2 separate regions of the Homo sapiens genome follow, and region 2 is linked to region 1. A link is an interaction called in ENCODE POLR2A ChIA-PET data of the cell type or tissue named here. Cell type or tissue: MCF 10A. All regions are shown on one strand. Links, peaks and the distances in the headings refer to the core of each region. The heading gives the core; the rest is flanking DNA.

Region 1 (5,366 bases), core at 367-5,366:
CAGGTCTGCCCTGATCAAGAAGCTTGATGCTAGTGCATAATTAAGAAGTGAAGAAAAAAGTGATGGCCACCATTATGCTACAAACAATGCTGTAAAGTTGTTTTTTTCAGGGAATATGAATTATTTTAAGTGAGCATGTAAGGCTGTCATTTTGACAATAGCTTTATTAGATGTACATGGATGAAATAATAGCAGTAGTAAGTGAAATATTTTAACTTAGAAACTCTGACTATTATTCTTTGAAATACCTTTTCATATTAAAAAAAATAAACTAGTGTTTTCACATTTTCAAGTTGAAGAACACTGTGGATGAAGCAACAGTAATCATCAGAGCATTATCCCATGAATCAGAATGGAGAATGAGTTTCCATTTCTTTGAAGACCGTGCTGTGTTTCAGTGAAAATAGTTTTAGGTCTATAACTTTATCGCAGATCCCATGATAACCAGGACCCATGATTATTCATTCATAAATGTATTTATTTTAAAAATTATTAAACACTGATAAGAGACTAAGAATGATCTATGAGTTACTGAAACCAATTGGAAAACTACTTATTAAGATCTAAGTCTTTGAGAATGTGCGATACATATTTTCAATACATATTTAAAGATGTGCTGTTTAGAATACAAAAAAAGTTCTGTTGATAGGAGAGCAACATAGAGTTCAGAATAAGAAAATGTCTATGACTGAAAAAATAACCAGGCATCAACTTACCTATAACTTATTCCAGTTTCCTTTCAAAAGAAGGGCTATGCAGTCAAGACACCGAAGATTATCATCAAGCCTTTGGGCACTTTCTTGCTGCATCACCTCGCTGACCATTCCAGAGATGTCTTTAATCACTTGTTCTCAATCCAGCCACTATCTCATTGAGAATTCTCAAAGTAATATTTTACAGAGAAGTACAAAAGAAGAACCAAAAGCTTTGATTAACGAAATCATTTTTGTAAGAGTTAAACATCCCCCACCCCGACAAACAACTTCTTTGTAAAGGATTTGTCCTTAAGATTTTAAAATGTAAACATAGATTAAGGCCAAAGATAGAAATTGTTCAATGTCATGAACACAATGTTAAAGCAGACCTTTGAAACCGGATTTTCCAGCTACCAGTTAATATTTTAGAATTATTACCATATTTGAATTATTACAATATGATGGCATTTCCTTATTTGGGCTTTGGCATCTGACACTAAGCACAGTTGCATAGTAGGTCTCAGGAAACAGATCCTCTGCTAGTAGAGATTGACTCATTACAAACCAGATTGATTTCTAATTCCTTCAAAGCAGTCTATAATCTTAATTTTTCATCATTCATATCACATTGTCATAACTGCCACATTTCAAAGAAAAGTGATTTGAATCCCCAGGTTCTAAAAATGGTGGATATGCTCAGAGAAATTAAATCCTCTTGGGGTCTGTTAATTAGCCAGTTCCACTTATCTGAGAAAATGAAATCTTAAGAAAATCTGATGCTGCTTGGTATTTGGAGTTTGGGAATTTCAGTGTAACTAATGTCATGTTGTGCCAGGATTCACTGTGTGGAACCATGAAGCCAGAACATAATCAATGCTGTGAAATCACAATACTCAGATTATAGAAAAATAAACTCTCCAATATCTGCCAAGGGAGTCATGAGGCTTCTTAACTGAAAGCCTACCTGACTACAGAACCCTTAATGGCAATTAGCTATTTGTCTCTGTTTTTCGATCTCAAAAAAATTTAAAAGTAGTCTCTGTCCCCATTTTGCGGAGGGGGTTTCCATTCAGAGGTGTGATGGACATGAAGTTGTGCTACCCAGATCGCCCCTAAAGAAGGAACTTTCTGCCCCAGCAGACAGCCTCCAGTTGTCAACTTTGGTAGGGTTTGACCCATCTGCAGAGAGCCACATTCCCTAGCACTCACTTTTTTTTTCAGGCAGAGTACCTGATTAAGGCAGAGGTATAGAGGCCCAGCCATCTCAGCCCAATGTGAGTCGTGTCTGATGGGCTATATGCATTCCTGCATTCTCTATGGGGAGTTCTCTCTCTGCCATCCTGCTTCCTGACCTTCACTTCCAAAGATGTCAACTCCTAATAATAATAGTAAGCCCCTATCTTTACCAGACTTTGTCTCAGTCTTTGCTTCTAGACAACTAGGCCTTTGACAAAAGATAAAATGACACAGATTTAGACATACACTATCTTGTGTTTGAGGAAATTCTGAAAAACACAGTCATATACAATTCAGCATGAAGATACTAGCAAACACAAAAAAAGATTTATTTAGTGCAGTTGGGCTAAAAATTGCATGTCTGTTGTTTAATTTTTCATCAGCTCCTCAGTCAAAGCCCACAGGCAAATCCCACACTGTTGACGCGTTTCTAGCTTTCTGGTAGCGCCTTCTCTTTTACTACAAAAATTGCCAACTTAAACAACAATGTTTCTAAGGGAATTGGATTAAAAGGAACTAAGGCAGCTGAAAAAATATTGCTATATAGAAGCCTTGGAAGAAATACACAAAATTCTAAGAATGTGAAAAGGATTACAGAAAAACACTTTCATTAAATTCGGCAAAATATAAGCCATTTTAATGTAAATGATCTATTGAGGATTATAGATCTTTGTGGTAAACAATTCAATGAAATTATTGTTTAATTAGTGCCTATAACGTATATGGCCTGCTGTACAGTGTAGTAAGAATTACAATAAAGTGAGAGCAGGAGATTCCTCTCTTCTGATAAAGGATGAAATATGAAAATATGTTAAGTGCATTTCAAATGTTGGGGATGGGGAGACAGGGAGAGAAAGAATATGCGTCTGAGGAAAAACAAAGCTTCCTGGTATCTGAGAAAGGTTATTAAAAATGAGTAATATCCTGCCAGGTAGGATTGAAGGGGTATGAAATCCCAGTTAAGGAAACAGCACGAAGGATGGAGAAGAAACTGTGTGTTTTGTTTGACTTCCACTGGTCTTAGTGTCTCACCCATGAAGGGAAGTAGTTGCAGAGAAATGGGGCATTTCAGACTGTGTTTTTGAAAACCACTTAGCCCATTAAATAGTTCTTCTGGGTTAACTTGCTTGAGGGAAGTTCTTGGAAAAAAGACCTATTATCTATTAGTACATATTTGAGCTCCTTGCAAATGTGCACAGTTTAGAAAGACTTGTTTTCTGTTTCTTTTTAAAATTCAGGTCTGTGCTTGTTCTTTCACATAAAAACGTCTGAGTACACTGTCACCGCACACATGCGCCAAGTCCAATTAAATGTTAGGGCTCAGATGCCGGTATTCTGTACACGTGTTCATCACTGCCTAACAGTAGTTGTGCAATAGTAAGTGAGTGGGTAGGATGAAGAATTGTGATAATATCTTTTACGGGTTTCATCTGAAGGTTTTGGAAGCTTCTTGGCTGAATTTTATTTTTGTGAAGGGGAATGTGAGCAGATGGTAGATGTTGTCAGTGATTTAACTTTGAAATAAAAGTGTCCAACTACCTCCTCTTTCCAGCTTCTAGATTACATTAAAGATACACAACAACTATGTATCTTTGTGAAAGTGTGTAATCTTAGCAATTACAAAAGTAAATGAGATGTTGAGATTGACATGATTGTAAATGTCACTCATAATGTTGCTCTAATTTTCTACTTATGTTTATTAAAGCTGGCTCATTGTTCTTATTTAGTGATGTTGAAATTTTAAAAAGTTAAAAATTTGGATATATAATATATAATACCTTTGTACTAGAAAAATAGCAATTTTGGGTATTTTAAATATGTATGATATTACCTGAAAAAGAATACATTTAACAGTTTGGAAACTTCCAAAACTGAGATACCTTCCAAAGAAGTAATTTAATGATCTCTTCTAATTTCAAAGAATTTCCTATGCCCTGATGTTTATTTGCAAGAAGTAAATGGATGAGAAAGAGTATCCATTACTATTTTTCAGGAAATAAAAATAGTAGAGCAAAATACCTTTTGTTTTCACCACAAATTTTCAGTAACAAAAAAATAAGCCAAACAAAAACTGCAATTAACATGACTATGAAGAAATATTAGTGAACATCTACTATATGTCAAGAACAATAATTGACACATAGTAGTTACTCATATTTGTTGAATGAATGAGAGTTTTTGGATATTAATTCCTAGTGAGAATGTAAAGAAACAGCCACATACATAACAATCAGGGTTTTAGAGCTAGTTTATTTAAGCTGAGTGCAGTGTCTCATACCTGTAATCTCAACACTCTAAGAAGCTGAGGCAGGAGGATCGTTTGAGCCCAGGAGTTTGAGACCAATCTGCGCAAAAAAAAATGGGATACCGTTTCTACAAAAAAATAAAAAAATCAGCCAACCGCGGTGCACTCCTGTGGTCTCAGCTACATGGGATGCTGAGGCAGGAGGATCCCTTGAACCCCGTAGTTCAAGGCTGCAGTGAGCTGTTTTTGCGCCTCTGCACTGCAGGCTGAGTGGCGGAGTAAGACCCTGTCTCAAAAACAAAAACAAAAAAGAGAGAGTTTATTCAACTAAAAACGAGCAAAAATATGAATCAGTATAGTTTTCAAAATATTTAAACATGAAATCTGAAAGTTATAACACTGAGTTCAACAAAAACTTGAAATTCTTAAGATGTCCAAAATAAAGCTTTACATCTAAAGAGAAGTTTTGAATAGTGATTTTGTTATGTATCTAGTATTTGGGCCAAAAATAGTAACATATGTTAAAATTACAAACAACAACAACAAAAAATATATTTCAGAGCAGAGCTGAGGAAAAGATAAGATGTAAAGCAATTGAGAAATAAGGAGATAATTCAATGTGATTACTAGCATCTTAGTATAACGTAAACAGTAATTTCTAAGAGCTCTGTTGGAAAAAAATGTATAGCAGAATTGATTACAAGGAAATATCTATAAGAAAATTGAAGTTATGGAAATTGATTTTTAAAACATCAATTTAACCTTTCCAAGAAAAATAATGAAAGATAAACAATAGGGCACTGATGGAGGATAAAGGGAAAAAAAATCTATCACATCTTCAATACTTAATCATAGAGCTTGTAAATCATAAAGGTGTAAGCCCAAAATTCATCTGTCTTGCTTTTAACAATTTAAGTAGCTTTGTTCCCATTTTACAGACAAGATCATTAAAGTCTAAAGAGATTTCTGAGTGAAAAAAAGCTAGTGCAGTTTTTCAATGTAGTAATTTTTACTTCTACCTCTAATTTGAATTTTATTTAAAAATTTGTTATCAAAATATAATTGTGAGGAGCCATTAAAAAAATCAGGAGACACTTTAGGGGTCTATCAGATATCTCTATCTATATCTCTATCTATCTATCTATCTATCTATCTATCTATCTATCTATCTATCTATCATTTCTATCTAT
Region 2 (7,196 bases), core at 780-5,779, 81 kb after region 1:
ACATTGCTCTGCTCCATAGAATAGTTTTAGGGCTGAAATGTCCAGAAGGGAAGGGAAGAGAAAGAAGTAGAGGAAGATGAGTTCTGTTCCATATTCTTCATGCCAGTCCCCACAATGTAATTTACCTGTTTCTTTCTTTCTCTTTCTGTTCTTCCTTTCTTTCCTCCCTTCCTTTCCCTTCCTTCCTTCCTTCCTTCCTTCCTTCCTTCCTTCCTTCCTTCCTTCCTTTCTTTCTTTCTTTCTTTCTTTCTTTCTTTCTTTCTTTCTTTCTTTCTTTCTTTCTTTTTCTTTCTTTCTTTGTTTTGTATGTCTCTTCCAGCTAGAGCATAAACTACAAAGGCAGTCACCGTTTCTTTCTTGTTTCTGGAAAATTCTTGCACTAGGGAGACATGCAGTAAATGTTTGTTTCCTCAACAATGTACACATTTGAGAATTTAAAAAAAATAAACCACTTACTTTTCTTTGAATTAATATGAGTTAAGTCTCTATAACAGTGCAGATGGCAATCAGTTTGATTTCATATTTGACTCAACTAGGCTGTTTTAGACTTGTGAAAGTATAGTTTTAAATTCTCACACTATTATTTTGTAACTTTAGAGTTACTGCCACCAGGAAACAAAACTTATATTTCTTAGTGTTTAGTGATAATAGCTTACTATTTAACATTTTTAGGATCTTATTTATATTACTCCTCTCCAAAGAAAGAGATAATTCAGTTGCAGAGGTTTACAAGTCAGTCAATGTACTTATTCAGACAGTTCAACTGAAGACTTACTTTGTGCACTTAGGGCATGTAGTTTGTTTTTTTCTTTATCCATGTAATATAAATATTATCATTTTGGATAGCATAAAAAACTGATTTAAGTATAAATTATTTTCTACCTGTCAAGGAGATAAACAACATAACTCATTAAGTGGAAGATTTGGTTTCTTTATTTTCCTATTTCTTAGTATGATGTCTTCCAGAGGGAAAAGCTTTTGACTTTGAGACGTTCTGCGTGCTACAGCATGTCCCATGTGATATACTAGTTGCTAAGGTAACTGTGTTTTCCTGAAAATACCAAACTAAACAGGAGCCTGAATCATCAGTGCAATTTGCAGCTATTACATTGATTTAAATTTTCCTTAGCATTCAAATAAACACAGACTTCCCAGATAATTCTAGATCCTTTCTGTGACCCATCTTTCTCTGTCTTTGATATTCAAAGCGTAATTGCACAATTACACAAAGACATCAAAATATTTTATGAATTAGAACTCACATAAAATCTCAAGTTCCACTAATTAGGAATATGTGATAATTTAATCTGGATTGAAAATGTCTTTGCAATTTCTTTGTATAAGAATTTGCTAAGCAAAGGAGCAGAAGAAATTGGATGACAGGGCACCTAAGAGGTTAAACTTATTTGAGCCTTATCCTATTTTGTAAACAAATCGACATCTATAAAAACCATTAAATATTTTTTTGAAGCAGAACTTCAAAACAGAATCTGCACTTCAAAACATCTTGTTAAAAATAGTATAGTAACTGCATGTTGATAACTATGCATGTGTATTATATTCAAAAGCAATAAATCTGAAAGTCTTTATTTTTCTATCATTCACATATTTTCTAAATAGCTATTTATTCCATCAATTAGCAAGTTTATTTGTTACAGGTTTTATTGAATGAAGCAATTTAATAAGCTACATAGAATTGAATAGGTTTGGTGATTCTATTCATGAAATTGATGAAACTACGTTTTCATTGATTTCTATTAACTGAAAGTGTACCTTAACATTCTGAATGAATTTCTCTTGCATACCTTCTTTGATTCTTTATGTATTTTTTTAAATCAAGAAATTCGACTTCATTTTGAAATAACAGAAATATGTTTTCTGAATAGATTTAGTTTTAAGAGAGCAGATTAATATTTTTGGTAAAGAAATGTACATACCCGGTACAATGACAAAGAAAACTACTTGAATCAAATATTTCTTCTGTTTCTTGAGTCAAATAGCCAGAATTCAAATTCAGCTCTGCCCCTTGTCTGCGGTGAGACCTGGCTTGAACCAGTGAAAGCATCAGTTTCCTCTTTTGTACTTCAGAGATTATAATAATGTCTCCTTCTAAGGGTTGTAGAGAGAGTAAATCAGATAATCTCTACAAGGTATCAACAGGGTGTTTGACATATAGTGAGCATTATCTGCTATTATTTCTATTATCATTATTAAGTACATTGGAATAATAAACTCATTTTAAAAATTATTTCATATAATGAATATAATCCTTGGGACTCAGGCACTTTAGATTTCAGGAAATGCTATTTTAGCATTTTATCTCAGAGCCCTCTGAGGTATCTTTTGGTGAAAGCTCATACCTGCTTTATAAGAAATGAAGGTTCAACCAAGCAAATTTTTTAGAGTGAAGCCTGGCCCCTCCCTTAAATGACAAAGCTTTCTAGTTTAAATTAGTTTATTACCCACTCCCAAGTCTTAGTGAACAAGGAGTATTTGAACATTGGTTGACATTTTCTGGATGACTCAGGCTGCTCCTTATACTTCAAGTAGAATGCTGCAATCCAACATTGCCCTAGGAGATTTCTGAAATACAGGGGCCAGTGTGCCATGGACAACTGTGGTTTTCTGTTTGGTGTTTCCTTAGACTCCTTCCTCACTCCCAGCTGTCACTTCTGTGCCTTTAGCAGTTCTGACTCTGTCTAATCTGCAACAGAGTAATGGGGGAAGAAATCAGGTTACCAAGTGAAATAAAATGCCCAAGCAAGTAGAACAATTGACAATAAATATACATACAGTGGTAAGCCATTTGGACCAAGGATAGCTGCTCTGCTTCCTGTGGTGATTTTAGGGACTTTTGTGTTTGGGAGTGTGAGGTGGCTAGGATTCCAACACGCTAAATGAAACAGTTTACAATTAAACCTAGAGGTCTTGGGTGAGTTGGACATAAAGATGTAATGTTGAAGAATGTTTCATTTAGTGGGGACACTGTCAGTGCCTATCTATTCCACTCTTAGTAGAAGGAAAGAAAAATGAGTCATGCATGTTACATAATCAATTAGTCACGTGAGTCATACCAGTTCTCCAGAAGTAGCTTTTCATCTGCTCTCCTTCAGATAGTAATCTAATTGCTCTTAATTACAGTTAAAGTTTCTGCATCTTGGCTTACACTATATATTCTCATGTGGAAATTAATTAATTTGAAGCTCTTTTTAACATTTTTTGATAAAGGAGCTTCTGTAATTTTATTGATTAGAATCTGTCATTTGAAAATACTATATGCTGCCTTTAAACTCTGGAAGCTTTCTTCTTTTTGAATGTACACTTTTATACTAAGTCTTATTTTCATTTCTTTTCAGTAATAAAAAATTTGAAGATATGTTGTCCTATTTATCTGTATTAATTATATTGTTTACCTATTTATCATATCTGTTATTTTTGATAACCAAGATATTATTATTTGGTTGATTCAATATTTTTATTTATTTCAATATTCTTAGAGCTTAAACAAATATATACTATGGTCTTGTGAATCATTTTTCTATCATTATATGCTTATCAGTGAATAAATAAATGAATAAATGTTGATGCCAAGTTTAGTGTTACCTTAGTTGTTACACTTTAAAGAACTTGGTGGAGATACTTTTGTTGATGTTGTTATTGGTGGTATATTTTTGCTAATCCATCAGCTTATTCATTTGTTTTTTGTAATGGGTTGGAAGTTTTACAAGATGTGATTTTTGTTAGTATAAAGGAATGCAAAAAGGGGCTAAGCCTATCAAGCTCTCCATTATATATCCAGCACCTCACTAGGTACAAGACACATGGTAGATGCTCAATAAGTATATTTCAGATTTAATGAATGGATTCAGAATGCTCGAAAGAGGAAGGTTAATAAATAAGTAGACTTCTAATTTATTAGCTTATGGTGAGAGCTATGGCTATAACATTTCCCTGACTACTAAAATCTCCAACAAAATTTCATTATCCCTTTGTGAACAGTTCTATATGGGAAGACAAAGGCAAATGATAATTGTCTTCAGTTTTGGGAGATGACTATAAACTGCTCCCCAACTATGTCAGCCTTTTTGAAGAGTATGGAAACTGAACACTTTCTCACCCATAGCTCCATCATTGAGACTATATCGATCCACGAGTCAGAACACACCCTCCCTCCAAGAGCCCAGTCATTTATGCTAATGTTTCATGTGAGGATAGTCTTGCTTACCATATCATCCCTTTGATAACCACATTATTTCTTCAACTATGAAAACCATTCTTGTGTCATCCACGATATTGTAACTGAAACACAGGTTCAGCCGCATGCCGCTTGCAGAGTCCAATTAACAAGAGCAAGGCCTGGTATAAAGAAAGTGGCTTTTTATTCCAAGACTAGCTTAGGGGAGGAAGTATAGGCTTCCTGCCTAAGGATACCACTTCACTTTTGGAGTAGAAAGCATATCCTTTTAAAAGGGGGCCTGGCATGCTGGCATAAATGGCATACAGGGGAGGAAGTGAGCAGTTGGGGGTCCACATACTTGCTTTGGTGCCTTATCTACCAGGTGGTTGAGTTGGCATCTTCATGGGCAGAACTAGGTTGTAAAGGTGGCCAAAACTCACCAGAGAGGAGAGGATTTTATAGCAGGGATACTTTGGGTTGTAAATTGACTGTTTTCTCTTGAGACAGTCTCCTGGTGGGTGAGAGTTTCTCACTCTGGAGCTTCTAAGCACATAGTTAGATGAACCTGCCCTGTAAGGAGTGTCTGGTGAAGGGGAGGTGAAAGGCTATATTTGCATTTCTAAAGGGCTATGTAGGAAGTGGGGAACAAAGGAAAACAGAGAAGAGAAAAGAAGAGAAAAAATAACTCGTTCTCCTTTTCTTAGAAAAATGAGGGTACTCAGTCACACTATGTCAATCTCGTATCTTAAATTCCTGATAGTGAACTTACTTCCAAGTTAAAGAAGTCCTCAGTGTTTTTCCTAGTCCCTCATTGGAAGAATGACTACCAACATGAGTACACTTGGAAAGTGACAGATTTTTAAATGAACCATCCCCTTGTTGCTTGCTACTTTCCATCACGGCTCAAAATATTAAGACTGATATCTGCTTCTAGTCTAGCATGTCTATGATGTCTTCTTCACAATCATGTTGCTTAAAAGCACTTTTGTTAGCTGATCACTGGAAGAAGAGAAAAGATGTAAAAATAACATATCTATGAGTATATGACAAGTGACATATCTATGAATATATGACAAAGTGCTATCAATAATACAGATCATAAGAGCTAGAAGACTCAGCGGAAAGAGGCTTTGGAAAGAGATTTTATTCTACAAATAGTTGTTAACAACTTACTATGTGTTAGCATAGGTGTTTGTGGTGTAGGCTAAAAAGTGCATCCCACATCTTAATTCCTAGTACCTGTGAATTTTACCTTATATGGCAAAAAAAAGGTCTTTGTCCATGGTTATCAAGTTAAGAATCCTGAGATGGGAGATTACTCTGGATTATCTGGACCCAATGTCATCACAAGTGTCCTTACAAGAGACAAACAGAGGGATATTTGAAACAAACACGAGAGTGTGAAGACAAAGCAAAGGGAGATTCCATGAAGACAGGAGTGATGCAGCCACAAGCCAAGAAATGTCAGCAGTCACCAGAAATTGGAAGAGGCAAGACACAGATTCTTTCCCCTGGAGCTTCCTGAAGGAGCACAGACCTGCCATGCCACATTTTGATTTCAGACCAATGATACTGATTTCAGATGCTGGCCTCCAGAACTGTGAGAGAATAAATTTCTGTTGTTTCAAGCCACTATGTTTGTGGTATTTGTTACAGCAGCCTCAGAAAACTTATACAGTGCCTGAAGCTGTACCAATTTTTTAAAAAGACACAAACCTGGCTTTTTATTTACAAAGTGTATGATTGCTAAAAGTAAGACAGAAATTCTAACTAATAACTGCCTACTTTATGCCAGGCATGTAGGCACTTTATTTTCATAATTTCATTCTTCACAACTCCATTCTTTCTGCCTGACCAGCATTCACATTTTTTAGTAAGAGCTTTCACATTGGTGTAAGCTTTAACTTGGGCTTTTTAATGCAGTGGTTTGAATTTACATGTGAAGTTATGGGTAAATAGTGTGTGGTTAGCTAATAATAATAGCATTTGCCTTAGATGGTATATGTTTTTCAGTTTTTAATTTTTACTCAAAGTAGCTGTAGTTATTGGGTTTCCAGCTATTTTGATACCAAGCCTGTGAGGTTTGATATCAGCTATTCTGTCTGGAGTGAATATTAGGGAAATCTGAAGGCCAGACCCCAGTCTAGTCAGTTAATGAGTTGAGAGAGAATAGAAGAGATATTTCTTAGGGAGGAAAGGTTCAGCCGACAGAAAACCATAATTCATTAATCATTGTTTTTTTTGAGACAGGGTCTCACTTCAGTTGCCCAGGCTGGAGTGCAGTGGTGCAATCTCAGCTTACTGTAGCCTAGACTTCCCGGGCTCAGGTGATTCTCACATCTCAACCTCCCGAATAGCTGGGATTACAGGTGCACACCACCACATCCAACTAATTTTTTGTGTTTTTAGTAGACAACGGGGTTTTGCCATGTTGCCCAGGCTGGTCTCAAACTCCTAGACTCAGGCATTCCACCCGGCTCAGCTTCCCAAAGTTCTGAGATTACAGGTGTGAGCCACCGTGCCTGGCAGCAATCACTCTTATTAGCTATCATCTGAGCAACTGCTACTTATCTCTAAATATTCAAGAAAATGCAGAATTGGTAGGAGGCAGTCACCCTAGGAAGTAGTCCACAAACCCTTAGGGTTTGGAGGGGTCTGGATAAAAAGGCAAAATGCCATGTATAGTAGATACAGGTTGACTATTTCTTGTCTGAAAAGCTTGGGACCAGAAGTGTTTCAGATTTCAGAATTCAGATTTCTCAGATTTTGGAATATTTGCATATATGTAATGAGATATCTTAGAGATGGGACTCAAGTCTAAATACAAAATTTACTTATGTTTCATATACACCTTACATACATAGCCTGAATGTAGTTTTATACAATCTTTTAAATAATTTTGTGCATGAAACAAAGTTCATATAGATTAAGCCATCAGAAAGCAGAAATCACACTATTTCATCCACCCCTGTGGTGTCATGTTAATGCTAAAAAAGTTTTAGATTTTGGAGCATTTTGA

What was found. ChIA-PET counts read pairs that join two places held together with the same protein. Peaks named below come from ENCODE experiments on the same cell type or tissue, not always from the same donor. Only the 100,000 strongest peaks of a DNase experiment are listed, where the experiment ranks them.
Region 2: POLR2A ChIA-PET joins it to region 1 with 7 read pairs; 2 of 35 experiments call an interaction of 5 or more read pairs at or near these places.

The regions. Positions count from the first base shown.
Region 1 is chr3:152,636,041-152,641,406 of GRCh38, forward strand. No RefSeq gene overlaps it. Among named protein-coding and RNA genes, the nearest start is that of P2RY1, 200 kb to the right of the region's middle. In MCF 10A, for the core only: no CTCF peak of the experiment used is centred there; a DNase peak (open chromatin) is centred at 3,271.
Region 2 is chr3:152,716,411-152,723,606 of GRCh38, forward strand. No RefSeq gene overlaps it. Among named protein-coding and RNA genes, the nearest start is that of P2RY1, 120 kb to the right of the region's middle. In MCF 10A, for the core only: no CTCF peak of the experiment used is centred there; DNase peaks (open chromatin) are centred at 2,581 and 3,041.